2 separate regions of the Mus musculus genome follow, and region 1 is linked to region 2. A link is a loop called in an ENCODE intact Hi-C map of the cell type or tissue named here. Cell type or tissue: heart. All regions are shown on one strand. Each heading gives the region's core, and the rest is flanking DNA. Links, peaks and the distances in the headings are about the cores only.

Region 1 (12,830 bases), core at 3,327-11,326, 66 kb after region 2:
TTGCCTTAAAATTCCAGATCATAGTCGATCACTGGAAAAAGTCAGGCACGCTCTCACTCAAGCAGGGGTGGAACCTAGAGGCAGGAGCTGATAAAGAGGTCATGGAAGGGTGTTGTTTACTGGCAGGTTTACATGGATTGCTAAGCCTGCTTTCTTATGGAACCCAGGATTACTGTCTCAGGGATGACACCACTTACAATGGGCCCTCTCTTTAATTACTAATTTGAGAAAATGACTTAGAGCTGGATCTCAGGGAGGCATTTTCTTAACTGTGGCTCCTTTCTCTATAATGATGCGAGCTTGTGTTGAGTGGACACCCAGAACCAGCCATCACAGGGGTGTTCATAATTCACATCGGCTTTCTTAAAGGAGCATAGGGGAGGATGTCAAGTTGTTCTTTGCCAGCAGAAAGCAACACAGGGCTATACATCTGGAACTACTGCAGACCTACAATTGACTACCACAATGTTTTAAACTTCCATTGGGTTTGTTTGGTTTTTTTAGTGAAAGAGCCCATATTTATTCTTATATGCAGACCAAAATGTCTCTCTTACACAGAACAAAGAGGAAAGGTAAGCTATTTGGCTTTTAAGGTTAAAGTGAAGTCCTCTATGTTAGACTCAACTGGATTCTTTATTAATATGTAGAGTAAAATGCCTGGCTGTAGACTTGCTAAGAGAATTATGAAAAAAGTCAATTTATTAATGCTCTTAACAGTGATCTAAACATGATCCATGGGGAGTGGGGGAATTGACGATAACCAGGGACTCCTGGATCTTTCCTTTAGCTAAAGAGCAACCTGTCAGTTCAGGAGAACTAGCAGCAAATAATACACCACTGTCTTATAGGTCAATCCCTGATGTTTGTGATTTACTTAATTTTCTTCATGTGATAATGTTCCCATTTCTCAGATGAAATAGTAAAGCCTTGTGATGGGCAGTCCTTATCCAAAGTCAAGCTGATAATTGATGGGAGAGACAGAACTTGTGCCTGATCTTCCGGTTTTGATTCCCACAGGCCACAGCACTAGGGATTCTAAAGCAGGGGACATATTTACCTCAGATGCTGATAATAGCCATGCCTCTGCTGCTGCTGTGGCTTACACAGAGCAGCAAGACTTTGAAACCGTGGCTTTGCAAGTGGCTGTGCATCCTTACCCACCGAGAGACAGAAATGCATCTCAGGGAATTATAGCCTAATAATCTCCCAACTCAGCACATTAATAATAACCTGAGACAAAAATAAAACACATGGCCGACTGTCTAGGTTTGTCTAAGGATTTTCTGAATGCATCTGAGGGAACTGGATGCACAAAAGCCCTTCACGATCATGTCAGAATGACTCTATCCTTCATTTCTGCATTCTTCTCCAGCCACGCCTGGATGCTCTTCAGTTTGCCTCCATCCCTTTGCTTACACTCTTAAAAGTCAAAACCAGAGAAACAGGAAGTTTTTTCCCCCAAACAAAACACCTTTTTGTTTCTTTCCTTGTCACACACACACACACACACACACACACACACACACACACACACACATTACACAAGATTAAAATGACAGAAAATATCCCAGAGATACAGGCTGCTGTGTTTCATACAGAGAAAGGCTCCAGTCTGAGAAACATAAGGAGATTGTTTCTTTTAAATGGTGAACATGGAAGACTGTGAGTAGCTTAAATTTATGAATAGAAGGAAACACTGTCATTTACTGGAGACCTACTACGTGACTCCCATGCACACAAACTAGTTTAATATTACAGCAGCCACAGTGCAAGTCATTTACTTCTTTATAAACCAGCAAGGAAATCAAGTGCATATGCGACATTATTACAGCTAGAGAGTGGTGAGGCAAATCTATACCTGACACCAGAGCACAGGCTTATATTTAAGTCTACTTCCCTTTCTCAAGATGAGAACAGAGTTAGGTCACCCACTGACAGAAAAACATCCTGGGGAAGCGGAAAAATTTGATCAAAGAAAAATTATGATTATTAAATTGTAATTTCTAGAGTTTGAAATGAACCTATCTTTATTTGCTTGTCCAACAGTCTCAGTGAGTTGTATCAGAACAACCTACTTCAGTATGAGATGTTGTCACAGAACTTTGGCTTAAAAGGACAGTGCATAGCTCTTGGAGCTAGATGGTCTCACCAAAATTCCCAACATTTTATATGCTGGTGCTATTCCTATTCTTAGTAGAATGCCCATATCCTAGGGTTTCTATTTATGTGATAAAACCTTATGACCAAAGCAACTTGGGGAGGGAAGGGTTTATTTCAGCTAACAAGTTCCAGATCACACTGTATCACGTAGAGAAGGCAGGGCTGGAACTCAAATTTGGAGCCTGGAGGCAGGAACAGAAGCATAAGCCATGGAGGATCATTGCCTACTGGCTTGTCCTCATGGCTTCCTTAACTTCTTTCTAGAGAACTGAAGGCAATCATCCCAGGGTAGGGCAGGCACAGTCCATAGTAAAATGGGCCTTTCCATTTCAATTATCAATCAAGGAGATGCCCTACAGATTTAACACAAGTTACTCTATCCATTGAGGTTCCCTCTTCCAGAATGACTCAACCTTTTGTCAAGTTCACATAAAACTAGACAGCACTCTCCAAATACTTCCTGGACAATGAAGGAAGGATATTCCACTAGGAAGTATCCCAAATGCATCCACTTTGTTTTTTTCAGTACAACTCCTATACTATATGCAACTCCTATATTAGCTATGCTTTTGAATTGTTTTTGTAAGTACTTAGCCTTGGTCTGCCTTATCCACATTTTCTAGTTCCAGTGGTTCATGAAAAACCTGCAAGTAAGCATCAGGTTTCTAGTCCTACTAAATGTTCCTGCTTCCCACTCAATATTCCTTCTGACTTTACTGTAAAATAATTATTTTTATGTCTTGCACGTTTGAGTATGCCGTACGTGTGTGCATGCATGTGGAAGTCAGAGGTAGACATCAATTATCTTGTATGATCACACTTCACCTTACAAATTTTGGCAGATACTCTCCCTTTAAACCAGAGGTTCCCCCATTGGGCTATGCTAGGAAACCAGCTTGCTTCAGGGATTTACCCTACAGTTTTCTTAGCCACATACCTCTTCTTTCACTCATTCAGGCTTCATCCATCGAGACTCAGTTTCCCCAAGTCTGCTAGCTCTGCTTGATCCCTCAGATTTTACTTCCTCTGGCCCCATCTGCTGAAGATTTTTCTGATGTGTTTTCTGGTCCTTTTTGCTCCATGTGTCTTCCAGTGGCACACGTAGAGCAACCAAGGTAGAAATTGTGACAAAAATCCATAAGAGACTATCCTGGTATTCCTCCTGGACTGAGCTCCTTGGCAGCATCAATTTACAAAGTCACTGCTTTCACAGAGATCAGTGCCATATGTAAAGCAATACAACTAAGGTTAGACATAAGTCAAATGTGCAAAATATCAATGGCTGCTATGGAAGGAAGAAAGAAGACTCTACAGGGCCATGGGTCATTGCAGCCACAGACTCTTGATGACAAAGTAATGTCTTAATGAAAAAATAAAAAATAAAACCCCACTCAGTCCTCAGTAGAACCCTAGGGGTAGGAGAGTCCAGAATCACTTTATGGCTGAGAAAACTGTACTCGGGGAAGTTAAGAGAGTACCTACATGATCCAGCTTGCAAATGGCCCTGCTCCAAAAGGTCTTACAAGTCTCGGAGCTCAACAATCACTACGTCAGAGACCATTCTCAATCCAATCCCTCCCTCTTCCAGCTGGAAAAAAATCACTGCATATTTACAAAGTGGCAGAGTCTAACCATGCCAGAAAAAGACTGGTCAAGGAATTCATAAGCTTAGCACACAAAATCAGAGAAGATGGATTGATTGAAATAAGCCAGAGTTCCTACTGAGCATACATTCTGATGCCTTCAGACTTCTGTGTTTCTAAGGGAAACTTGGAGTTGCTTATGCTAACCTTAAGTTCAAAGACACCAAGAAATCAAGAATAGCAACACAAGGCATATGCAAAACGTTTCTGCACAGAAAAGAAGCACTTTCAACCTATCCATATGTGCATGTGTGTGAGTGCATGCACTTGCACATGCGCGCATGTGAGCACATGGGGGTTGGTGCGCGCGCGCGCGCGCACACACACACACACACACACACACACACACACACACAAAATAATATTTTGTTTGCAAATCTGCCTATGTACATAGTTAATGTGGGATCTGTTTGCAAACACAAATTAGTTTGGTGCAATTACTTTGTGCACGGACATGGAGTTATCCGCTTCAGTAGCTTAATAGCATCAAAAAAGACTGCATACCAGCATATGGCTGTCTATATATAATCACAGTATTACCTGCACACATTAGTTACATAGAAGTTACATTATAATTAGCACCATTCTTATGTCATTGGAAGGGGAGGAGAGTGTTCTAATTAAATCAGCAAGGTGTTTTGGTGGAACAACGAGTCACAGCATTCCATCCACTGAAATGTGCCAACTTTTTGCACCCTATATTGTGGGGAAGTTGTTTTGTGACAACATTGAACATTTTCATACTGTGTGCCCCTGTTTCCCTGCCTTCAAGACATATTGTTGCTTTTTGAGTCTCCTCTGCAGCTTGAGAAGTCATCAATCCCATCACATTGGGAAGGACCAGAGTAACAGTCTGGTCCATATGACAATTGTTGGACTACTGTCTCTGACTTGGAATCTAGGACTAACTCCCAAACCTTATCCCCATATCCACATCATGATGCATCTGACCCTTCTTTAGCTGCAACCAACGTGTCTCACTCAGTCCGTTTTCTCTAAGATTAAAGAATGAATTCATAATGCAATTCTCAGAGGTTGAATGGGTGCTGAACTTCTTAATTCATTCATAACCAATAAAATCAAACTCTTCTAGGTCGTTGAGTAAACAGAAGCTAGTATTTAAATATCTTCACATGGTTTCAAGGATGCAGGCAATTAAAAGTAGGTTGCCTCCTGAGGATGTAATTCACTTAAACCCGTCAGGGTGAATTGAGCCAGGCTGTGTCATATGAGCTCCAGACACCATTTTCTGGGTGACATTGGACAGTGTACTGAGCCTTCCCTTGATTCCTCCATGATACTGAATTATACACATAAATGTTTTCCTCTCCTTTTTCATTATAAAAAATAATTTTTCTTCCAACAAGCACTGTGTTAATATGAGCTTCAAATTACAACAGGCAGTGACACCATCTTGGGGTTGATATTGCCACAGTGACTCTGGATAGAATGGGCCAGAATTTTCCTTACACCCAATTTCCCCCATGCTGCCAAGTGCAATATTGTCTCTATCCTCTTTTATAGAGGAAATGTGAACTTGAAGCCTAGGGGAGGGAAGCCACGGGATGCTGTCATTATCACCAAGCCAATTGAGGAGAACAAATAGCATCACAGCATAATCAGCATCTTATCCCAAATCGCCCTGTCCTTCCTCCCCAGTACACCATTTAACACTCTATGCAGAAGAAACTAAACATTCTTTGTAGCATAAGATGGGAAACAGACCACAGAAAAGAACAGGATAAGAGATCACTGGTGTCCATCAGGAACAAATGACCATGTAATAACTCTGTAATTACATGGTAACTAGAAGTGATTGAGCCTGTAAATTATATCCTTGTCACCCCTGGGTAATGATGCAGCTCTATCTTCCATCTACAGAGAGCTGCAGCACATGTCCACAGACACTGAGAGATAAGGGAATTCTGGGCTGTTAAAGCAGATTTGCTGCTGCTGATAGGTGGCAAAGAGACAGGCTGAAATGTGGGATTTAATGATCTTCCAGTTGAGGCATTACAGGCTCACCAGCCATAGCAAGACATCCATTACCCAGCCAGCACCCATCATCCTTTTAGCGGGGTTGATTAAGACTTTCCAAATTAAAGATGAAAGCAAGGGGTCTGTGAACATGTGCATTCAAAAATGTTACACATGCCTGTGGACACACACATGTGCATAGATGCATTCATACATACATAGATACACACACACACACACACCACAGACAATTTATACTCTCTCAGGCATTTAATTTGCAAACCTCTGAAACGTCACTATTGTGGAATTTTACCAAATATTTTAATACTGTGAAGAATATTGTCTATTTCTATGCAACATTCTCTCTGGGACCATTATGCAGAAACATTAAGAAATTTTGCATGGTAGATCATTCGGTAAATATTGTTTGACAGCCGACTGTTCATACAATGTTCTTTTAGGTGTTAGAGGAAACAAAGAAGCATAACACTCAATTCTCCCCCTCAAGGATATGAGTCCACTTTCACAGATAATATAAATACATAAAACGCTGAATTATAATGCCACAAGGCAGTATATAATTAACTGCCAAATGACTGGTATGGATAATGAGAGCTACAGAGTAGAGAGGAAACTCACTTTACTGTAGTGCAATTGTAAATATAGCATCTTATAGACGAACATGAACATCTTCAAGAGCCCAACTATCAGTCTCATTTAAGCTCTGTTAGAAGTGTTCATTTCAAATTTCTCTCTGTTGACAGGCCTCCTGCTTTTCCAAAGGCAAACAACAATAATAGCAACAAATAGATAGATAGACAGATAGACAGATAGATGATAGATAGACAGATAGATAAATAAACAGACAGATAGATGATAGATGGACAGATAGATGATAGATAGGTAGATAGATAGATAGATAGATAGGAGTCTTCAACAATAAAAGTATAGAAAGAACAGTATATAAATAGTAGTCTCAGAAATATAAACATAAGTTTAACATTGCCTGTAACCAAGATAGTAGCCAAGTGGAAATGTGTTAGTGATGCCTGTATTCCTCAGCACAGTGCTTGTTACATGGGGTGCAGATGCAGGTTAACTGTTCAAAGTTATGTGCACATTTGCTAATCAGCACAGGAGTTTAGTGAGGAGACCAAAGGCAGGAAAACTGCACACTCAGCAACTTAAGAAACTACAAAATCTTTCCCCAAACATGCAGCCATGGTGAATTAAATTGGAGGGGACAACCCACGGGGTATTGAGAAGATTCTCTCAGACAATACGGGGGGGGAGGGGGAAGAATATCCTCTGCTCTCTAGGTTTGCTACCCATCCTTTGGATGATGTTTAAATCAGGTTAATGCTAATATAAAGCTACTTCCAAGGGTTAACCAAGAGAGGCCCTGTGGTCCTATCTGGATTGGATAGAAACCTTCTTTCTATTATTTAGTGGCCTCTTTGAGCAAGTGCTGTATACTTCAGCTTTCTAGTCACAAATCACCAATGTCCTTACTGATGTATGATGTGCACTGACCTCCCCTAGTATTTGTCCTGAGGTTAGTCACGAGGGACCTTCAGGACCCTCATGAAACCTAGTTGTTAGACAAACTTAGACAATGTTATCCAAGAGAAGCTGATAGTTGGTCTATGTACAAGAAAGGAAGGGATAACACTATATCATCTGTATTTTTTCATAGAAGCTCTATAAAAACATGAGCCCTAGTCTCCAAATCAAGATAGAATTAACAGTTTCCAGATCTTTAAACACTTGTAAGTTATCAGGGATTTTTTCTTCTTCTTCTGTGGTAAATTAATGCCACATTAAGAAAAAAATATCTTTGCATTAATACAATTGCCAGGGTTTGAGTAAAGTCAATGAGAGACATACAGTTTGATAATGACTCCAAAAGTACCTAACTTAACAATGGTCTCTATGTATGTTATATATCTGTGGGGCATTGGCTCCTTGCACCCAAAAAGAAAAATAAAAAGAAAATATGGGGATAACCCCTAAGAGTCTTCCTAAAGTGCATTTCTATACACTGGAGAGGCTGTAATGACTAATTCTTCCAAAAGCTCGTTAAGAATAATTGAATCCTCAGCCTTAAGTTGCAAACAAAGGTTATGCCACTTCTATACTGACTAACCCACAACGGGAGAAACACCCAGCAATCTAGGCTCCTACCTACCTCTTAGTCATAAACATTTTCTTTCTGCAAGGGCCAAGCAGTATCTGAGAGACTGTCCTGTAACCAGGTTGGCTGATCTTCAGAGGCCTTTGTTTGCCTTCTCATGCCAAAGTTGCATCCTTGATCTGTAATGGAACCTACCCATGAAGCATCAGATCCACATTGTGTAATCCTACAAGAAGACACCCAAAAGAAACAACTGAACTGGTAGAAGATTTATTTTCCATATGTTTTCAGAGTGTTATAGTCCAACAGGGAGGTTATTTGGTGGCACAGCAGCGGCATGGATGGCAGGAGGAGCATTTGGGAAAGGCTGTTCACATGGCAGTGGTCACAGAAGTGAGGAAGCAGAGGGTGGCTAAAACTTTAAAGGCATGACTCTGGCGATCCATATACCCCAATGAAGCCTTACTTGCCAAGGTGTCCAGAACGTCCCCTGAATAGTGTCCCCAAGTGCAGGACAAACATTCAAAGCCTGAACCCATGAGGCATTTCAGATCCAACCCATAGTAGTCATAGAGATGGAGGACTCATCAAACTGCGTATAGCACTGCAGTCTCTCACTGCTGGCAGGAAACAGCTACTTGTGCTGCTCAGATCTCAATGGTGCTGACAGGCTGGACTCCTCTCTACACCTGCAATTTTTATTTTATTTACCGGGGCCACAAGATCGATACAGGCTCCCCTGGCAACAAAGCTTTCTGCTTTGCATTGGAATTTATTTTCAATTGCTGCTGGAAACCATTATCACACAATAATGTCCATTCACCACTTATGATATCTCTTCAGCTAGGCAGATTGCCAGGTATTTGACTGCCTGACACCAAGTCCATTTGGTGGATGACAAAAATAAAACCTCACGATGCCTGGAAATAACAGGAGACATACTTATCATCCAGCCATGGATGCCTGTGATCCTCTGGAGTTGTCAGAGCTCATGTAAATCACCCTGTGCTGCTTGCCTGAAGCTGTGGGTCCACTCTCATTATCTGTATATAGTGAGTGGGAAGAAAATACTTTCCAATGGAGCAGACTTAACTACGAGTTGCAGAGGTGAAGCTCTGAAGGTAGGAAACTAGTATGAGTCTAAGGCTACTTTGGGTCATGTTTTACTTAAGTTGGAGCCATTGATCACATGATACCACTGGGATGTTCACAAGTGTTGACTGAAACCCTTGGCGCCAGACTAAGTACTTGAGAGTCACCGGAAAAATACCTATTTCTGTCTGAGAGAAGTTTAATTTAGGAAGGTAGATCAAACAAGTACACACAAGGTAAACACATTGGGACACATGCAAAAAATGGTGTTTCCACAAGTAACAAAGCACTGTACCCTGGATATACATCCAGAGGCGGCTTCTTAGAAGAAGTAACATTTGAATCAGGTGGCTTACCTAATCTGTAAATGCAAATGTAGATACTGATATTATGGAGAACAACTGACTGTAACATAAGTCAATTCAGTAGTGAGCCCATGTTGAGGTAGAGACTGAGTATAACACATATGATGATTAAGTTAAAAAGTAAAAGTTGAGGCTTAAAGGATAAGCCTACATCTTTCTAGTTACTAGGGGATAGCTCATTTTCTATGTGTTTGTTTCAAAGAAGTAGCCCGAGGAGCTGAGCCTCAGTTGAAATCAAGGTCAGTGGGAGAAATGGTGAAATAAGACAGGCTTTGCAAAAGAGCAAGCTCAGAAAATGGAAGAGACTTACACTAAGAATATCTCAACTTGATCGTTGATGAAGTTGATGTTTATGGGGTCAGAACAGCCCAGGAGGATGAGAACATACAAGGAAACAAGTTGACAACAGTCTGGAGCAGTGATAGTGAAGAATGAGGCAGATGACAAGGTACCACAGCAAAAAATAAAGAGATAAGAGGGAGGAAAAGGAAGGAGGAGGAGGAGGAGGAGAGAAGTCATCACAGAGTTGGTGGTGAACCAAGCAATTGAGGCATCACATTAACACCCAGCTGTGCACTTGGGAGCTTGGGCGGGTGGTGAACACATGTGCCCAGCACTCACAAACTTGTTGTCAGTGAATTCCTGTACCCACGGCAGCATGATCACAAGTTCCAGGCCAGTGTGGGATACATAGTGAAACTATGCCATCCCCAAATCAAGAGCTAAGATGGAGCTCAGGGAAAAATTGTGCACTTCCTTAACACCTGTAAGGCCCTAAGCTTACTCCCTACTGCTGCAGAGAGAACGCCGGAGAAGAAAGGGAGGGAAGGATAAGTAAAGCAAGGAAGGAGGGTTTGTTATTTATGTTAAGAGTCAGAGACTGTTGATCAACACAGCTTTAATGAATATAACAGAATGCATCCATTTGGTTAAGGAATGAATGGGAAAGAAATGGTGTGTTTATTTTAAAAATGTCAATTAAGGACAAATGTAGACATATACAAGCAGAAAAGCAAAAAAAAATGGGAGAATGTGAGCAAAGTAAATTTTAGAGGAAAGCCTGGCAGGAAGCAATAGGATTGGAGAGTTGCTCACAGAAAAGACTACAGAACAATGTCTAAGCAACTGGTATTTCCAACTCCAAAGACAAGCCATGTCTGAGTCTGCTAGAACTCTCCCATAATTCTGCATTGGTCTGCTCCCTGCTGAGTGGTAGAATGCATGTCCACCTAGGCAGGTTTATCCTTACCATGTCTGTGCAGGGCTTGTCCTTGTGACCGTCTTTGGCCACAGGCTGCTTGCAGAGGAGTGTGCTCAGGCTGGAGGCATGCCATCATATAACTCAATCACTTTGCTCTCTGTTTTCCTTTTAGAGCACAGTTCTACTCTATGTGCAGGTGAGTTGCATCTCTTTAGCCTCAAACTCAGCATAAAACCATGTAGATCATCCTGAGCCCAGTATACAGGCTACAATAATCTCTATCAATCCACAAATTGAGAAGTATAAAAGAAATGGCTATCTTATATATTTAAGAGATTTGAAACTCAGCATTATTACGGTCAATAGCTGACTAATTAATTCAATAAGCTAACTTCCTGCTACCTCTTGGCTCCTAGACTCTCTATCTTTCATCTTCTTCACTTTGCCCAAACCATATCTGTCCCTTAACCTTTCCCGATGTCAACCATAGCACTGACACAGGGCCTGTACATACGCCACTTTCTCTTGAAAAGCCAGTATGTAAGTGGTCTCATTCCTCACTTTTTTCACATTCTATGTGGATCTTCCAGGACTACCTCTACATCACTGGCTTACTGTTTACTCTTCGCTTAGTATTATTTCTTGTATAGGAAGTGCACGCCGTGTATTTGTTTATACACAGATCTATCTATTTAATTATAAATTAAATAATGGGTAGTTGTATATAAGTACATATAATTAATTTGTTAAACATGGTTTATTTTCTATCCTATAAACCAGCACTCAACTTGTGTGTACAGCCTCATTAGTAATTAGATAAACAACACTTCAGTTTCAGCTTCTTGGTCACATAACAAGACATTTTATAACTGTGTGTGTAACATGAAGTGGTCTGGGAGATTTTATTTTGCTTTAGTAGGTGTGGGGTAGGTGAGGGTTTTCAGAGTAGCTGTAAGGAGGGTTGGACAAGGTAAATTTTAAAGAGATGGGAAGGCCATGTGTTGATGCACATGGTCCTAGTCACCTCTAGAGCCCTTGAGGACTGCTCCACCTGAGGACAGCCACTTGTAATGGATATTTACAATTATGGCCATAGTAAGAAATAATTTAAATGATATTTTCTCTGCTTCGCTTAATAAGACTGAGCAATAATATATTTTAGGAAAAGAAGTCAATCAAAAAAGATTGTAATGTTTTCAGATCAATTTAAAGGATGATAGCTCAGTGCTATGACAAACTCACTCATGTGGAACAGGGATGGTGCTTTATAAATATGACCCTCTTATACAAACATGAAGATCTGTAATGAATTGGCTGATTATTCTTTCCCCATGAATAATACACAGAATTGATTTTATGCCCGTGGCCCTCTTTGGTCATTTATTACCTCCTTTGTATGGTTTGCTTTAAAAAAATATCTGTTAAAACACATAGTAGTAGCCACCAGTCAGTTGCAGTTATGTCCTCCATTTCCTTACAACTTAAGACCCATATGGCTCCTTTTCTGTGGTTGGAATGCATGAACAAGATTTGTTAACCAAACTTCACCAGAACAAACGACTTCGCATTTTGTCTCTCATCCTATGAACCTTTGTACAAGCAGATAAATAGAGTAAACCAAGTCTCCAGTTTTTCTTGGAGTCCTCAAAGTAGCTAGGACTATACAGGTGTCCCCAGGAGCAGGAGCTCAGCACCAAACCCAGTACCAGTATAGGGAGACTCAGAGGCATGGGCTATACCGGCAGAGACCCAGCATATTCAAGTATGAGAAATATAAAGGGCCCAGCTTTAGGAGGCCCCTGACTTTTATAAGTTTTATATCTATGTGCTCTACTTTTATGTTCTTAAAATTAATATCAGAAAACATATTTCCCATATGTTTCCGGCAAGAGTAAGAAAAACTGACTGACTGGAAACATGTCTGGGGTCGTCTGTTCTTACTGAGGACCGCCCCAAAGGAGAAATCATTTTATTGGGGCCTAGGACCTGGGAAAAGGGAAAGACAGAACTCCAGCCACAACTAGCCTTCTGGACTCACCTGAGAGCAGAAGATGCACACACAAACAGAAACATACTTATGAAGGTCACAGTCACAGGCCATAAGCCCAAGTAAACTACAGGCACTAGCAGTGTGCTTCACTGCAGAGCAGTGGGCTGGGAGAGATGTGAAGAAGATAATTGTGTAACTCAGATAACTGTGTTGATACCAGAAAAGGTAGATAACAAGAAGGAAGAGGGGAATGCAAGGTGAAGGCAAA
Region 2 (12,830 bases), core at 2,969-10,968:
GTGTCATATCATCACATTACATTGTGTTACTGTCCCTTAGAAACTCGTTTGTTTTCTAATGAAATACGAAATAAAAAGGATTGGATTTTGATGGGTAGGGAGATGGAGAGAAACTGAAAAGAGAAGAGGGAACAGAAATCATAATCAGGATATATAATATCAGAAAAGAATCTATCTTCAATACAAAGAGTGTGTGGGGAGGGGTGCAGAATAAATGGTCAGGGATTAGGAAAGAAGGGTTGCCTGTAAGGAGGAAGGCTGACTGATGGCACTTTAAGTAGTGTGATCACTGAATGCAGTCTAGTGTTGGTGACCAGAACAAGGACAGGATCCAAGCATCTTGTACTGCCCCATCTTGGTGGAGCAGTAAAGGACAGTTAGAAAACAGGTCTGGGGGTGGGGCCGGGCTGGTCCCGACACATAAAATGCTTTTGTTGGTGGCTGGGTACATTCAAAGCACTCCCCAGCTCTCTCTCCATAGAAAGCCAGCTGCCTTGACACATGCCATGTACAACACTTGTTCTTTATTTTAAACATATTTTTAGATGTCATGTTGAAAGCAAGATAAGACCCTTTCAATAACATTCCATATTTACACGTCTTTTATTTTTTTAAACAAAAGCTTGTGTCTGAATAGAAACACATCTTCAAAGGATGCCTTTTGAAGAATCTATAGGACTGAGAAAAATGTGTTGATGAAGAAATAAGTTCAACTGAGCGCTATGCAAAAGAATCCTTCCACAAGATGGGGAAGAATGACATGAAGAGACAGAAAGACTAGAGGCTGCAGGAAATGCCACACTGTGGATAAAGGGTCCTCAAGATGGAGCTGTCACTGGTGGCAATGAAGACATGGGTCTGATGCTCATTTAAGATTCCTCTTCCCTCTGATTTCTGCCAGTTCCTCAGTCATCCTTGATTTTAACAATGAACCCAAAGGACTCCATGGGATCCTTCAAAGTAGGTATCCCTTTATACTAGAAAGTGACTACTCACATGGTTGTGGGGGACAGATTTACTGCCTTTGGTCAAACTAGTTGTCAGTTACCTTCACTGATATCTTATGATATTCTGGAGTGAGGAAGTCTTGCCCAGTCCATCTCCTTCTCCTGCCTTTCATGTCCCCCAGCCAATAGTGGAGCACCTGCCTGGAGGCTGCTGATGCAGGTGTGAATGAGAAGCCAATGCTTCAGAGCACTTGTGCTTCTCCCCACTCCCACCCCCTGACACTTGGACCAAGAGTAGAAGGAGCCATGGAGGGGGAGATGTGTACCTTATGCACATGGGCTGGCTTTCAGATGGAGAGAATTTGGGTCATGATATTGAGTTAAGATAGCTTCCCTCCTTGTGATCTCCGGATGAAAATGCTATTTAAATGCAAATCACAGAGGCATTTATTACAACCATGGCAATGATTCCAAAGTTATTTAAAAACCAAGTCCCTGGGTCTTACGAACACCCAGATGAAGTACCTCACTCGTGCTGGGCCTGGGCTGCATGGACAGGGCATATAACAATATAGAATATACATATACATTTTATATACATATAAAATGAAAGCAAGCAAGTCCTTGACTTTATCAAAGCTATCTGGCAGTTTTCATGGTGTGTGTGTGTGTGTGTGTGTGTGTGTGTGTGTGTTTATGGTGAAGGTGATGAACAATGACTACGAGGGTGTCTGTGAAGAACCACTTCCAAGGTCTCACCAGGGTAACCTTTCCATGTGTCTAAAGTCATAAGAGATGGTCCAATGGGCCCAGCAGGTAAATCAAGTGTCTTCCAAGTCCTTTCTAAAGGTAACAAGCAATGCTTCCCCTCCACAGCTATTTCTCGAACTGTGACCAAGGAAGATTATCTCTGCCATCTTGAAAATAAGAAAGCAGGGTGCCTGTTATTTCATCTAGAGGGTGACTTACAACTGCTTCCCTGAACCATGCAGTGCCTTCCTATGTAATGTGCTATGATAAAGAAAGACTTCAGACATTGCTTCTCATGTCAGCACAGGTGATCAGGTCCAAATCTCAGCCACTGAGAACCTAGGAACATATGATGAGAAAGCATTGATTCTTAGGGAAATGTGGATCACAATCACGGTTTGTCTTGGTGCTGCTTGTTAGTCTCCAGCATCAACTGTTCCCTCAATGGAGAGCTGTGCACTCTACCAGCCCTGCCCCATTTCAAGACCGAAGCCTCATTTTCTATCAGTTCAGAGAAATGCATAAGGTACTCTAAGAAATTCCAAAGTTAACTAAGTAAATGGTTCTTTTACTTAAAGAAAATGTCTTTCTCATTCTTTTGTCATTTATTTTCCCGCTAAAAGGTTAGCCATACACTTCTATATAATATGTCTCCAAGTTGTTGAATTCATTCAAGTGTATAGACACTAGTTTCTTTCACTTGTCTATCAATGCTGTATAATAGATCAGGCGAATGACGCACGATTGCTTCATCTATGGCCTGTTTAACATGCATTAAGCGGCATAGCTGTGTCTCAGCCTGCGTCAGTCACCAACAAGGCGGTACGACATAAAGAAGGCTATGTACTGCTAGATGACAAAGAAGGGCAGGGGAGAGTAGTTCTGCTCTCTTTTAGAACAACCAGGGCTACAAACATGAAAGGGATCTTGTGACCTTTTGTTGTGCTGTGTAGTAGCTATTTATAATCTGAGTCATCTGTAGCCTCCATTGAACACAGCAAAGTTTCCCTTATCCCTTGCCAAAATGCCTATATTCGTATCAAACTGGTTCCCTTATGCCTCAAGCACAAACCATTGAAAACCTCCCCAGAAAATATAAACTTGTGGTAATATATCTTCATTACTAATCATGATTACAGAGACAGTCTCCACTTTCCTGGTGGTGGTGAGTGGCTTGCTGGAAACCATTTATTATTCTATTTCACAGACTGAAGAAATTAGATAGGACATCTTTAAAAGAGTAAGTCTGAAACCTGGTGCATCATTTTTTTCTCAGCTGACTTTGGCATTTGAGGCATCTACAGTTCTTTTTAAAAAGGTCAATTTAGGCTCTCCCTGATCTAAAACAACCCCATTTTGCACAGGGGAGACTGTGAGTTGCTAGTTTGGCCAGGACTGCAGAAATCCTCAGCACTGGGAATGGAGATGGGAGATCCTTTGTAAGCATGCCCACAGGCTCGGGGATGTCTTCTTCATACACATTACTACCATAGACTAAATCACTTCATTGACACCAGGGATAAATTGATTGAATTTAATTTTAATTTTTGTCATTGTGTGTCTGTGTGTATTGTGTGTGAATTTGGGCATGTGCACAGGACAGAGGAATGTTAGAAGATGACTATCAGGCATCAGCTCTCTGCTGTCACAGTAGGTTCTGAGACTCAAAGTTGGGTCATCATGTCTGCAAGTCAAGCACTTTTGTTCTGTGAGCCATTTTGTTGGCCTGAACATTTAAGTCACTGTCTCCCTATTTTTAAAACAGTATGATAAAATTAAACCTTACTTCCTTTCCAAGAAGATGATAGGAGAATCTCTTCTGTGTGAGTTAGTATGTTCAAGAAATTACAGTGTTTGTTCATATCTAAGTTGGAAATATATCTAGAAATTAAAGTATGCATTAATGTAATTTTTCTAATAAGAAGTAAAAGCATACCAAGTTCATTAAATTATTTCTTGCTATAAAAACTTAACCAAACATGAATATGAGTAAAGACCTTTCCAGAGAAGACATTTAGCTGAAAGAGGAGAAACCCCAAGCCCCATGGTACAAACATCCGTGATCTAAAGAATAAACTGGGCACATGCATAGTTATGGTCATACTGCAGCCATCTGTTCACGATCCAACTCTCCAGAGACACAAGTGTCCTTGGCAGAGATGAGTCATGGTGAGATCTGAAAGGATGTTAATTACTAAGCTTACTGGTGCTAGGAGCGCCAAGCAAACTGTGCTGACAGGACTACATGCCTCATTGTCCCATCGAGTGTTCATATTCACTGGTCCAGTTCTGAGTCTGCACCAGATGTGGTGTAAGGGGCAAAGCTACAGCACTCAGAACGCAAAGCCCTCCTCCTTCCTCAAGCTGAGGTGCTAGTCGGAACCCCGAGAAAGGGTGATTTTAGAAAGGCATGGTATTCTGAAGACAGCACACAGCACAATGGACTGAAGAAGGGCAGTGGTTGAGTTGAGTGGATATGTTGGGACTGTGCCTTTATAGAAGCACATCTTTGGGAGAAGACATGTGTCTTGATCTCTAAGAGGTAATCAGGAGGTATCAAAATGGAGACCTGGGTCAGTCTGAAGAGAGTCGTGCAAGCATGTGGTAAGGAGCAAGAATGTATGGGGCATATTTTCCATAACCTGAGAGTCGATGAGTGGAGTGGGCTACATACTCCATCCATCACCGTCGACTTGTATAAGTATATATAGGTAGGGGAAAGGGCTTGCAGGTCTTGTTGGTAACTATCCCCAGTTTTAAGTGTAAAAGTTTGGTCAATGGTCTTAAATTAGGGAACAACCTGGTATACAGTTTCTCTCTTAAAATGATGTTCCAAGTTTTCCCAGAGGACGGTGTACCACAAAGAGCTTGGTAGCAGAGAGGCCAGTTAGGAAGTTCAAGACTCTATGGCCGTTTGACAATGGTGAGCCAAAATACAGGTTGTGGAATTAAGAACAGAAGTAAAGAATAGGAATACACTTTGCAGGTTGATTAGAAATAAGGGAGATGTCGATACATGGAAGAGCAGGAATAAGAGGGAACACTACAGTTCCATCCTGAGAAGCCTTGTAGAAGGTGTTATATGTTAGTGAGATGGAGAATTCTCCATCACAGGAGGATGAGGATTCAAGAGGAATTAGTAATTCAGTTTTATATTTGCACCTATGGTGCACTGATGGAGTCACCGGTTAAACTCCTTCACCTTGGTCATGACTGGTACGTCTGGGTAGGGCTATCTATCAAAGCACTGTTACTGTAAGTACAGGTGAGAGAGAAACAAAGCTGTGAACTGACACAAAGTATCCCAATTATACATATGGAGCCAGGCTACAAAAGGAGACATGGGCTTGGATCCTTCATACACCAAAACTCAAGGTAGTCCCAGCAAAGCAGGACAAAGACAATAAGAAGAATGGTAAGCCCTAGAAACCCAGAAAGCTGGGCATAATGAGTTCTAGACTGTTCTTAGACTAGTGGCTAGAAAGCTGTTGTTAGCTCATGTGGGAAAACAAAAACACACAAACAAAAACCAGCCTTTTTACTTACACCATATTCAGCTTGGGTACATTAAAGAAGACAGGGGAGTATCAATCAATAGATATGAAATTCTTGTGCATACCTACGTATGCATCCTGTGAGAAGACTCTAACTAGAAATCAGGAGAGGGCATTGACTGGGTGATAGTCTGTAGTCATAAGGCCTAATCCTTTTTCTTTTAACCAGCGGGTCCAAAGAAGAAGTCTGACTTCAGACTACAGGGTAGTAGTATGGTACCTGATAAGTAAACACCTGGTGTATTGAAGAGTGGCTACAGTGTTGGGAGGTTCTATATATTTTGGGGATTTCTAACTTTCAGAATTCGTAGATTGCACGGAGAACTCAGAGAGCTACCCTGCCTCTACAAAAACTCATAATAAAATAGCAGAGACAGCAACTTCCTGTGTTGTATGTGTTTATGGGTAAATGATTACAGTCACCATTCCACTCAGCTCCAGCAGATCATGCAGCCTGACAACATTGGAGGAATGGTCTGCCCACTAGGGAAGGGATGCTGTGGATGCTGTGGGTGCTGTGGATGCTGTGGATGCTGTGGATGCTGTGGATGCTGTGGATGCTGTAGATTTGGGGGTGGGGCTGTGTGTGCTGTGGATGCTGTGAGTGCTATAGATTCTGTGGGTGCTGTGGATGCTGTGGATGCTGTGTGTGCTGTGAGTGCTGTAGATTCTGTGGGTGCTGTGGATGTTGTGGATGCTGTGGGTGCTGTGTGTGCTGTGAGTGCTTTGGATGCTGTGGATACTGTGGGTGCTGTGGGTGCTGCAGATGCTGTGGGTGCTGTGTGTGCTTTGGATGCTATGGATGCTGTGGGTGCTGTGTGTGCTGTGAGTGCTTTGGATGCTATGGATGCTGTGGGTGCTGCAGATGCTGCAGATGCTGTGGATGCTGTGGATGCCGTGGATGCCGTGGATGCTGTGGGTGCTGCAGATGCTGCAGATGCTGTGGGTGCTGTGGATGCTTAAGAGTTTCCCTGAAGATCCACTCCATTCTGGACTTTTAACATCTCAAACAAAATCAGCTCGTCGGTCCTAGTTTGTTTAAACTCTCTGCAGACAGCTTATAGGTGGGTGTGGGCCCAGACAGATGGGATGCCGCAGAGAGGAAGCTGTGTAAATGCCAAGTGGCCAGGGCTGTGGCCAACCTGGAAGCCTTCCTGCGGGTACTTCTGTTTACTAACCTCCTGTCTTGGCAGCGCCTTTGGTGTGGTCACGTGGCTGCTCCACATGGAGCCGCTTAATTGCTGCCAGTGGATAATCTGACCCTTTGAATCCAGATGGCTGAAATCTCCCTGTCATGGACGTTGATACCCCTTCCTGGGTAAAGCGGCTTCCTTATTACATGGGAATGAGTCCCCTTTAGGTGGACGAGCTGAAGACTGCCGTTGCATAGAAGTCGGGTAAACAAGACACCAAATGTAAAGAGATGAGAAGGTAGAGGTGTTTGCTTAGTGGGCACTGCTGTTCTGCCCCTCTCGTTCCTGTCATTTGAATGTGTTTATTTATAACTCAACATTCAAACTGGTAGCTGAAAGCTTTCAAGTGAAAATGTAGGTCAAGTAATATTATGTGGGATAATGTCAATTGTTTCAGCTTCAGGGAGCAAGTAATTGAACCTTGCTATTTCACTGATGGCTACAGGCCAACACCCACCCTCTTCTCCACAGAGCACTTGGTCCCAGTTTAGCCTCCAATCATTAACTTCGAGATGTCTTTGCAGAAAAGAGGCTGGGTTTAGAACAGAGACTCGGAAGGTTGGCAAAGATGATTCACTTGCTCTGCCTCACCCCTCCTGAAGGCTGGCAAGGTATTGTAGAGAATGCCCTGGATTTCTTCAGCTGGAAAGCAACCTTAGGTTAAGGAGAAAAAGATGAGGAGAGTTGAGAACTTCCCCAAGCCCAGGTACCCCAGCAGGAAGCAATCAGTTCAGTACTCTGGGGCCTGGACATCAAAGCTGTGAAATGACAGAAACCTGCAGTGTCAGCTAGCCAACTGCCTGGGACTCCAACCTGGAGAGGTCAGCTCAGGATAATTAGAGACAATTAGCCATGCGTCTGCTGCTTCAGCACCGGGTTTTATCTTGGAAGCTGGGGATCATAGCCCTTCCACTGAGGCCCTTGGGTCTTTCCTCCTTTCTACTCCTGCACCTTAACACAGGCTTCTGTTCAGCCCCGCCTGCCTCATCTCTCTTTCCGCTACATGATGCTCCTCACACTCTCTGCTCTTCCCACTGGATTGATTTCTCTTTTTGGGTCTCCCCCTACTAAATAAATTTTAATAGCTTTCTTTTCTGCGCCAGTACAGACGGGCTCATGTTCTAACCATACGTATTAAATTAATAAGCACACATTTATTTATCCCAAACTTACCAGTGCTTCCCCCTGGGAGTTTTCTGAGTTCAGAGTCTCTATTCATCCTCACTAAGTGGGCACAGCTTCGGGGAGGAGCATTGTAATATTGGTTGTGCTCAGTCTTCTGGGCTCAGAGTGTGTGCCCTCAGTAGGGCTTCCTTAGAGGCCAGGGATGGGAGGAAGGTGGTAGAGACTGGGCCAAAGGGAGTGATCTCTCAGTGAGAGGAAGAACACACAGTCCGAGTGACAGTGCTGGGCTTTCCAGAGGCTCAAGACCACCCAGTTCACTCAGATTCCTGTTGGATCATCTTTTAAAGGAGTTAGTGTTTTTAATCTTTGCTGCCTTCAAAATATTTATGTAAGAAAAATAGAATATAAAGTAAGAAAGATAGATAGAAAAATGGAAAAAGGAAAAAAAAAGAGACAAGGGAAGGGAGAGAGGAAAGATGATGGATAAAGAAAATTAACTGCCCCGTAATCTCAGAATTATTCAGAAATGTCTACTTTAAATATTGTAGCAAATATTCTCACATTTATCCACAATGTTCAGATACACGTGGTGTTATATGAAAGTGTGACATGGAGTTATATTAGGCAGACTATTTGAAGATGAAAGATGCCATGGGCCAGGAATCCCTCCCTGTAAGAAGGCCATTTGCAGACCTATCAAGGATAAAGGAAAAGGCAGTTAATAACCTCCTGCTTCTGGCCAGGCCACTGCATCTGTGCCCCCTTGACCCTCACACCAACCCAGAAGAAGTTTATTTAGTATAGAGGATATGGAATCTCAGAAATCAAGGCTGTCTCTCAACCAGATCTACAGCCAGTGGGTAGCACATTCAAGACATGGGTCTAGGCGGTGGCATATGATGACTGACATATTTTTCAGACATATGTAAATTCTGCAGAAATCTCTGGAATGGAAGACAGACATGTGCCTTCACTTTTGCTGGCCTCCAGTCATATATAACTGAATTAGAGAGAATAAAAAATATAATCTGAAGATCATTTAACAGTTCAAAAGTTAATTAGCCTGACTGAGGGTAAGAAAGTGAGAAGGCATTCTCGTCAAAGTTCCTGAGCCTGCAGTGGTGCTCTCCACAGCAAGAAAATGCCTGAGATTAGAATTGCTAGCACACACACACAAAGGCAAAGGCGTCCATGCCGCTAAGAATTGCATGTCTTCAGTGAGCTTTACTTGAAGCCACAGTGGGCCCCAAAACCTGTGCAAGGGCCGCATTCCAATCTGGACGAAAACACATGCCAACTGGTTTCAGTCAACTCTCGTCTTCTCTAAGCTTGGAGAGGCTGAGTGGGGTTGTGCTGTGCCCGCCATGCCTGTGAGCATCCAGGGAGTCACCTCCAGGAACATCTGCTGCCGATGTTCAACACTAGGCAGGATAGGGATCAGATGAAGGCAGACCCTGGCACACTCTGCTCTTCATGAGGCCAATTTGCATTGTAGATGCCTCAGGCTCCCTGGGGCCAAGGAATGCAAGGCCTTTACAGTCCAATTTGGCTCTGCCGTGCTCAGTTCCGAAGGAGAGAGTTGCACTTAGTTTAATGGCTTGACACCAGGCTCGTGATGTGTGCAAGCACCTGGAAGTTTGAGGGAGGCTCTATTCCAGGATATGTGGAGACAGGCTCCACACTGCCCACAGCTCTGGGACCAGAGGCTGTCACCAGCACAGCAGGGCAGCGATGCCAGTGCCGGCTCAGGGGGCATGTCTAGAAATGCTTAGCATTTCCTCTACTTAGGAAATGTCCTTCATGAAAGTTCTGCTGACAAGTTGTTCTTCCCTCAAAATGAGGCAGAATAGATTCCATTAGGAATCTGATATGAAATGTATACTTTATTGTGTAAGTGGCAAAACTAAGCTACAATGTGGAATGCAACTGATCTGAAACATATGAGTTCTTTAGGGAAAGATGATGTCTTTGACCACCTCCTGATTAGTAATAAACTAGCCAGGCTTCCTACTCCATAAAGAAGGTACGTTTATTTAGCTTATAGTTACAGAAGCTGAAAGTCTAAGATTAAGCAACCCCAGGTATTCTAGGGTCTCCCTAGGCTCCTCCTAGGTTACATTATAAAATAGTGGAGAAGGCAGAAACCACCATGTACAGGAGAGGCCAAATGTGTGGTGTGACCACACTTTATACCAATCAACTCCCAAGAGAACCAATTCATTCTGTAAGATCTGTATTATTCCCTTCTAATAATGGCTCCCAAATGGCCTAATTACCTTCCCCCTAGGCTCTAGCCCTTACAGGTTCGACCATTTCTCAGTATCACTACGATAGACAGAACACCTGAAATGTGGAGCCCATTCCAAACGTAGCAGATATCTTGCTTGTGGTTCACCTGAAGGGACATCGGCAACCCCCTTTGCTCATTGGGAGAATAAATGAGAGGCACCTTGTATCAAAATCTCAGAAGAAAGAATTCTTCCTATATCAGATGCTCTGAGGGATCATTCCTGAAGGATGAGTAAAGAGAAGTCAAGGAGAAAAAAATGGAAAGCATTATGGGGAAGGCACAGAGGCACAGTACAGTTGAGAGCAGAGCAAACCATGGGCAACTCCATCTTCCTGGAGTGCTAAACTCTAGTGCCTAGAAATGGGGCTGAGAGCCCAGAAAGAGGGGTTGGTTCAGAGAGTGACATGTGCTGCTCCAAGAAGCTTAGACACAGAGATCTAGGAGTATAGTGAAAGTTGGTATTTTGCATAATTCTTCCTGCAATCCTGTTCAGGATCCAGGGATGGAAGGTTGGGCTTAACAAGACAGGTTGAGGGGCAGTGGAGATAGTAAATCACCATCTTAGTTAGGGCAAGAGATACTAAGGGATACAAATTATATCCCTGATGATAGATACACAGGGTAAGAAGGAGGCAGTATCAGACTGGCAGAATGTGGCGAGAAGAAATAGGTTTCTAGCCTGTGCTGTGAAGAACTGACTGTGGTCTCTAGCCTGTGCTATTTACAGTTGATTGCATCACAACAATGCATCTTCAGTCTATCCTATTCTGTTACTCTGCCCAGGCAGAGTAAATAGGAATATTAACTTATTGGACAGGTGTCCACTGAACACGGGCTTCATGGCTGATTCCCTGTAGCTTTTCCCAGAACATAATCCTGTGTACAGAACAAAGGAGCAGAAGGCCAGTGGTACCAAGGAGTCAGGTCACAGGTCAGCAGAGAAGAGAAGGGTGATGTCACCCTGGGTTTTCTTTTGTCTGAGTGAGCAATCTCTCTGCGGTAGAACACCACTGTCAAAATCAATATTGAAATAAAAGGGTGGGGAGGACCAGAGGGAGAGAAAAAAGCAACAACTGAAGTCCAGAGAGGTAGGAAGGCTGATCAATGGCCTCAGGAACAATCCATACTAATTATGGTGATAAAAAGCTGTCAGTCAATAGCCTGGATATTAAATTTAGTGGGTTGGAGACAACAGGTCTGCTTTCATTTCCCCCACCATTTTATTTATTGAAATACTCAGATACAAATGAGCATTCCGCGCTAAGATTGCATTCTTGTTTCACCTGCTTTGAACTGCAAATGCTTTCATAACTGGATTGAAAAAGCTGTCATAGTCCCCTCTACTGTGTCTACTCGGAAGTCTACCGTCACCATCGGACGGACGGAATTCCATTTTGTAAAGTTTGACAGTGATACTCATCATTAACTCACAGCTGATAGTTCACCTTACACATCTCAACACGGCTTAAAAATGTGTGTGTGTACGTGTGTATATGTGTGCATGTGTAAATGGGGAGTACTCGGAGAATAGAAGGAAGATTCCTGAGCAACAAGAGAAAACAGGCAAAACAGCCAGCCCACGTTGCAGCAGCTCATGGTTGGAAGTTGCACTTCTGTCAATGCCATTCTCTGAGACTCCATGTGATCAGATGGCGAGTGCAGAAGGAAAGGACACAATGGGCGTCTAAGAAGTTAATGAGGAAGGCTCACTCACACCACCACTTGTGGTTCCAGAAGCAGGGATTCAATCATCCCTGAAGCAGGTGCTGGAGGCACAGCTCACTGGGGGCTTGCATATGCAAACTGAACCTTTGACTGTCTGGGTCTGTACTCTCTTCCCCTGATTATTCTTCTGCCAGGGCCAGATCCCGTGGATGCTAGCTAACCAGCCTCTGAATCAATCTCCACTCAGAAAAACAACATGAAGTGCATATTTTATCAACCATGCCGATCAATCTTGCCTAGGGTACTAAACAAACTCTGTTAGGCCATAGATTACTTCCAGGAGAGATGGCAAGGAGGCAAGTGGGTGTGGTTATCAACCAGGTGGATTTCAATGAAACTCTCCTTTCCTAAAGCTCTGCTAACTTGGGCAGTGGAAACAAAAGGCCTTGGAATAGCAGATTTGTAGTTATCTTGTCTATAAGGAAGACTGGTTTAAATGCTGTTGAGTACCAAAAGAAGGACTTGGCCCACTTTGGGGGAAGTGGAAGAGAACTAGGGAAAGGATTAGGCGAGCAAGGATTGGAAGATTTAGGGAATAGCCAGTCTGGGTAGTGGGGCTCCCCTTGGTGTTTTGGTGTGGGAATGTAGGGCAGGTGCAGAGAGCCTACTGTTACCCACATTTCCCCAGTGAAAATGCAAATGCCTGCCTCTTTCCAGAGATCATTTGTGGCATTGAATTTTACATAGATTCTCAGTCTGTTTAGCATGAGAACAGCAAGGTGCCCTGAGAGTCCTGTTCCTTAGGCCTGTCTGAATTTAACCCTGAAGGCAACGTTGAGCCTGGTGCTGCTGAGGAGGAGTCTATAGAGTCCAGCGATGTGAGATTAAGAAGAACTGAGGGTTTAGGTGAGAAGGCTGCTGGCCCATCTCCAAATTGTGTGCCTGCAGTGGGGTCATGAGATCAACAGATTAATCAGAAATTTTTAAAAAAATGAAAGAAGATAGACAAGAAACTACGCAGGTAGGATGATCACTAGTAAAATAAATTTCATGTCATGAAAAAGATTTGGACACCACTGGCTTGGAAGCACTTTACGTCTCCTTCCAAGTGCAACAGGATGTGGTTTTATTCTTCCAAACCTCAGTAGGCAGCCTCTAGCAAGCCCCGCAGCCCAGTCCCCCACCCTCCCAGTCCCCCAAAGACTTCCAGGCTCCCTACTCTGGTCAGCAGAGTTTGTTCTTTCTCTCTCTCTTTCATGTACAATTTGATTTTGTCGTGTTGCTACAATTTCTGTTTCGATAACAC

The links. Hi-C counts contacts between places; a loop is a spot of excess contacts. Peaks named below come from ENCODE experiments on the same cell type or tissue, not always from the same donor. Only the 100,000 strongest peaks of a DNase experiment are listed, where the experiment ranks them.
Region 1: it touches region 2 in a loop (3-fold over the local background); 2 of 42 quality-filtered maps call a loop at or near these places.

Annotation. Positions count from the first base shown.
Region 1 is chr9:29,279,666-29,292,495 of GRCm38, forward strand. The region is part of intron 1 of Ntm (neurotrimin); the gene reads right to left. Among named protein-coding and RNA genes, the nearest start is that of Ntm, 130 kb to the right of the region's middle. In heart, for the core only: no CTCF peak of the experiment used is centred there; no DNase peak of the experiment used is centred there; H3K27ac peaks cover 857 bases.
Region 2 is chr9:29,214,248-29,227,077 of GRCm38, forward strand. The region is part of intron 1 of Ntm (neurotrimin); the gene reads right to left. Among named protein-coding and RNA genes, the nearest start is that of Gm15520, 190 kb to the left of the region's middle. In heart, for the core only: no CTCF peak of the experiment used is centred there; a DNase peak (open chromatin) is centred at 6,424.